2 separate regions of the Homo sapiens genome follow, and region 1 is linked to region 2. The links are chromatin loops, found by intact Hi-C in ENCODE. Cell type or tissue: IMR-90. All regions are shown on one strand.

Evidence for each region. A loop is a pair of places that touch in the nucleus more often than their neighbours do. Peaks named below come from ENCODE experiments on the same cell type or tissue, not always from the same donor. Only the 100,000 strongest peaks of a DNase experiment are listed, where the experiment ranks them.
Region 1: a loop joins it to region 2, with 2.0 times the contacts of the local background. A loop is called at or near these places in 3 of 110 quality-filtered maps.

What each region holds. Positions count from the first base shown.
Region 1 is chr6:33,903,661-33,906,160 of GRCh38, forward strand. The region is part of intron 1 of LOC105375026 (a long non-coding RNA gene); the gene reads left to right. It overlaps LOC107986590 (a long non-coding RNA gene), which reads right to left. Exons shown (of 2, transcript XR_001744097.2): 1 at 1,339-2,500; 2 at 1-392. Among named protein-coding and RNA genes, the nearest start is that of MIR7159, 5.8 kb to the left of the region's middle. RefSeq lists enhancers at 1,169-1,318, 1,399-1,448. In IMR-90, no CTCF peak of the experiment used is centred here; no DNase peak of the experiment used is centred here; H3K27me3 peaks cover 2,132 bases.
Region 2 is chr6:33,803,588-33,806,087 of GRCh38, forward strand. MLN (motilin) reads right to left here and starts at 416. Exons shown (of 5, transcript NM_002418.3): 1 at 366-416. In IMR-90, no CTCF peak of the experiment used is centred here; no DNase peak of the experiment used is centred here; H3K27me3 peaks cover 2,238 bases.

The DNA.
Region 1 (2,500 bases), 100 kb after region 2:
AACCTTGTCATTTGACTTGAGTATCCTGGTCTTCGTCATTTGGCTTGACTATTCTGGTCTTCATTCCCTGTCCCTTGAGGTGTGGGTGTGGCAGGTCCCCTATGCACTCATGTCCATCAGCATGACAATTGCAATCAAGTTCTGCTTTTTAGGTTCCAAAGGAAGCTGGAGATGACCTAGAGCCTTTGGCTTCTCCGCCTAACATCCGCTTGGGCAGGTGGGCTGCTCTGAGTCTGGAATGGTCTTTTTGGAATGGCTAGAGGCAGGAGCCATTTGTGGGGGTGTGGAAAGTCACTGGTGGAAATATTTTCCTCCTTTTGTCCTGGAAAGCCTTTGGGATGCCCTCAGGGCTGGGTGAAAGCCAGCCAGAAGGTGATGGGGTGTTGCCCTTTCTTCTCCCAGCAGGGAAGGGGAGAGAAGGAGAACACGAAGTGAGGCATGGGAATGAGACAATGGTGGGAAAAGAGGACGCTGGAAGGAAGATCTACTCTTCCAGTCTGCAGGTGGCCCCCGAGGAGCCGCAGTAGGTCATGGTAGGGGAGAATTACAGGCGGGGAAAGTGCAAAGCTGCTTAGAAGAGGGTCCAGGGTGGAAGGGTGGAAAGCAGAAAGTCCTGGAAGTGGATCTGCTTCCAAGGTCGGGAGTGGGAACGTGGACGTGTGCTCACCTCACCTGCAGTTAAACTCCAAGGGGCTCCTTTGAGGAGAAAGAGGGGACACCGTTGCGGAGAATAGGGCTCCTTCCTTTTTCCTCCCCACCTCCCCACTGCGCAAATGCTGGAGGTTTGAGCAGTTAGGGTTCTCAGAAGGGCCTCGCAGATAGCACCAGTGGTTTATTGGGGGTTGGGAGGTGTGTCTTGAGGCTGGGCCATGAACTGGAAGTGTGGAGTGACTTTTTGCCTGGCCACACCCCCCAGCCACCCCTCCCGGGGCTTGGCCTTGGTCACGGCCCATTCTGGAGCCTTGGGCTCAGCTCATGAGTGCACACTGCTTTCTGCTGGGACCAGCAGTCTCACAGTTGCCTGGAAACCATTCTGGTTTTTCACAAACCTTTGCCTGCCTTTCATTCACCACACACAGGAAGAGCCTGCAGCTAGCAATGCTATGCACACTGTGTGGCCTGAGCTGTAAGAAAGGCCATAGCTAGAGCTTCTGCCAGGGCAGGGGCACTAAAGACAGACTTGCAGTTCAGCCACAGGACTAGGCCTCTCTGCTGCTGAGCTCCCAGCGGGGTCCCACTGCTCCCTCCATTATCCTTATAGGGCTCTCTCTGAGTGGATCTAAACCCTTCTTCAAATTTATTTTTAGCATAGAATACTCTACAGACAGAAGAGCTTACCTGCTTTATTCAATGGGTTCTTGCAGCCCAAGGGATGCCTTAGCCCTGATATTGTAGTATTCGTAGGCTGATTCATGATCCCTGCCGACATATCCTTAAAAGACTGGATAGATGCTACACACAGCTCAGCCCAGCCCTCTTCTTTCTAGAACACCCCCATCCCCAGCTGCCTGACACCCTTCTCTGGACTAGAAAAAGCCTTGTAACATCTTGCTTCACCGACAACAGAGTGAGTGGGTTTCCTGTGCGGAAACACCTTGCTTGGGTGAAGTGTCAGATGAGGCTATATTTTGCTTGGTTGTTCGTCCTCCATCATTCTATTGGCCTCCTGTGCTCAGCGGCACCCGGATCCTCCTCCTTATCTCAGGGCCACACCTTACACTTGTCCACTCGGAATCTGTCTTCTACTTCCCTGCGCCCTGGGCTGGTCCTTCTGCAGCTTCTCTCCCTGTGGTTGAAAATCTAACCACCCACTGTTGTCATTTCTCTTTTGTGTATCCCATTTCCCCATTGAAAATAGCATTCAATAAGACAGGTTCCAGCATGCCTCCTCTGACCACCCCACTGGTAACAGTTCTGCACTCAGAAACACACATGCTCAGCCCTGCTTTGGGGTTTTGCTTTTGGTAAACCATTTCTCTTATCCTTACAAATTTTTGAAACATCATCTTTCTGTCTCAGATTGCTTCCTCCTTAAAAACCCAGCCCCCAGGGACCTGCCTGTTTCATCTTTACCCCATGCCTCTAGTGGCTTTCTTGCTTAGCCAGGTGACACTTTTCAGACAGTTTAGGGATGGCATTGAGGTGGGAGGAAGGCAGGCTCTCTGGATCCTGCCCACCCCTGCCTTTCCCTTAGCCTTCCCTGCGGTGGTACAAACACACAGACCCTTTCAAGTGAGGGCTTCATTGGCAATTCGTCCAGACAATACAAAAGGAGGGTCAATAAGGGGAAGGGACGAAGGCTCCAGGAAGGTCACTGGGTCCTTCTAGTTTACTTCCTGGTCCCTACTGCAGTGTCCATGACGATCCTCAGTCTGTCTTGGGTGTCTTGAATGGTGCTGATATAGTCCCCCTGTTTCTGCTCTTTCTCACATTCTTCTCCAGGGCCTGTTCCCAGCAAGATCCCTGTGCCCAATATCTTGCATTTGCATTGAAGAGGCAC
Region 2 (2,500 bases):
GAGCCACTGCAGGGCCAAATTTTTCTTACCTTTCCAGAGCAAAGCCACCATGCCAAGAGGGGCCCTGCGCCCATGATGAGCTCTGGCTTGGGTTCCCGGCCCACCGTGGATGTGCCAGACCCACCCACAACAGCCTCTGCTTTGCCAGGAGTTGTACCCACCTGCTTGCCTCCAGCGTCTGTGCCTCAGCCCTGCCTCTGCTCACTGATGCCCTGGGAATCAGCGCGGGCACTCAGTGCGAAGCCCGGCTGGGCACTGGAAGGTGGCAGAGGGCCCTGGACCAGGCTGGCTCTGGCTTGCACCAGCGTTCTGCTTTAGGGCTTATGCTGACCACTCCCCACCCACTTTCTCCAAGGGCTACTTACGGCGTGCACGTGGTCTGAGTGGGTCTGGAGGAGTCTCTCTGCTTGTCTTCTGGTGTCCGGCTGATCTGACGGGTTCTTATATACCTCCCAACCCTGGGAGCTGCCCTTGGAGCCCATTAACCTTTGACCACAGCTTTGGGGGCCCTCAGAGGGGGAGCCTGGATTCTTGAAGCTCGTGGAAACTCCAGGCAGGGCTAGCCACGCTATGGGCTTCCAGGGCTTTCCTGGAAGGAACAGCGACAGTCAGGGTTCGGTGGAAGCTAGCCCCCACCCAGATGGCATTCTCCCGTCCACTGAAAACTCAGCTGCCTCTCAGAGGTCATTTTAACAAAGCCTTTTCTTTTTTTGTTCCTTAAATATATGACATTGGTGAGCGTCTGCAGGCCAATGCTCTAGTGATCAGATTTTCTGTCGGCCTGTCAGAGCGCTGTATTAGAAAGATAACTTCTCTTCAGTCTTCCCCCTGAAGCCCCTCATGAAAGAAAGTGTTCAGGAGTTTGTGACAGCATTTCAGTGGATTAATGAAAATAAAACTACTGAGTCCAGACCCAAGGCTGTGTGGGGCCAGATGCCGCGAAGGAACCGAGGAAATGCAGAGGGGTGACAGTGTAGGAGGTCTGCACGCTGCAGCCTAAACGGGGAGAAAGACACCTACCTGGACAATGTTTCATGGTAATCATGCAATTCAAACAGTATGTGTAAAGATTCAAAGAGGGAAGAGGGAAGAGGTGAATGTGATCTGGAGTCAGACCTGGCTCGCTGTTGCTGGGGCTGGGCGGGGCCAATTCCAGAGCGCAGCATTACCCAGGAAATGCTGAGCACGAACGTTCTGATTAAACGCAGCAACCCCGTGAGGTGGGTGCATTTATTTCCCCCATTCAATAGATAAGGAAACGGAGGCACTGCTAAATAGCTCATCTGTGACTCCTCTGCAAGGTGTCTTTATACTAGGGTGAAGGCCAGACGTGGCCAGGTGCAGCAGAGGGCAGGAGTGAGGGCTTCTGGAGATTTGGGGCACACACAGGCTTAGAATGGTGTCACAGGAGGTCCCCTGTGTGGGCTGGGAGCCGCTCAGTCGGGTCTGAGTGTGGGGACCCTTAGCAACCAAGCAGAAGGATTTAGATTTGATGGAGGAAATGGAATATTGGGCATCTTCATGATACCTTGAAGGGGATGTTAGGGCAAAAACATCACTCTGGAAGATGTCTAGTTTTCTGGGTACCGGTCATGGACCAGGCAGAGGCTGAGGTGGGGTACAGTCTGGGTGTGGAATCCCGAGGGTCTGGGTGGGCAGTGGCCATTTTCCCAGGCGACATACGTTGGCCAGTAGCACCTTCCCCACACATCCAGACGCTGCCTCACACATCCAGAGGGGCACTATTTCTTGCCCAGGAGACCCTGCCTAGCCAGTCCTTGGGTCTGCTCTGGCCCTTCCACTCAGAAACAAATGTTTGCAGTGCTTCAAACCCAACACAGATAATTTCTACCTTCCCTACTCAGCAAGGCTTAATGAAAACAGATGGCAGCTCAGTGTCCTCGCTTCCTGCCAGCAGGGTCTCTGTGTACAGCACCCACATTAGAACTCCAGCACACTGGACCAGCGGCTGTTGTGAGATGTGCAGTGTGGCTCTGAAGTCTGAGACTTACATCAGGAATTAAAGCTCCAAATGCCGGGGGTTTGCAGCAGAGTTACCATCCCTTAACCTTGGGCCTCATTGGAGTCTGACTGTCCCTGTTTCAAGAGGGGCTTTTGGGAAGAGGTCGCTAGGCTGGGCAAGGTGGCTCACACCTGTAATCCCAGCTTTTGGGAGGCTGAGGCAGGAGGATTGCTTAAGGCCCAGGAGTTCAAGACCAACTTGGGAAACATAGCAAGACCTCATCTCTGCAAAAAATAAAAACAATTAGCTAGATATGATGGCATGCGCTGTGGTCTCAGCTACTCGGCAGGCTGAAGTGGGAGGATCATTTGAGCCTGGGAGATGGAGGATAGAGTGAGCCATGATCATGCCACTGCACTCCTGGGAAACAGAGTGAGACCCTGTGTCTGAAAAAAAAAACAAAACCAAACCGAAAGACAAGGTCACAGACCTTGGTGGGGGCAAAGTAGTCCCTTGAGAGTTGGGAAGTAGTCTATC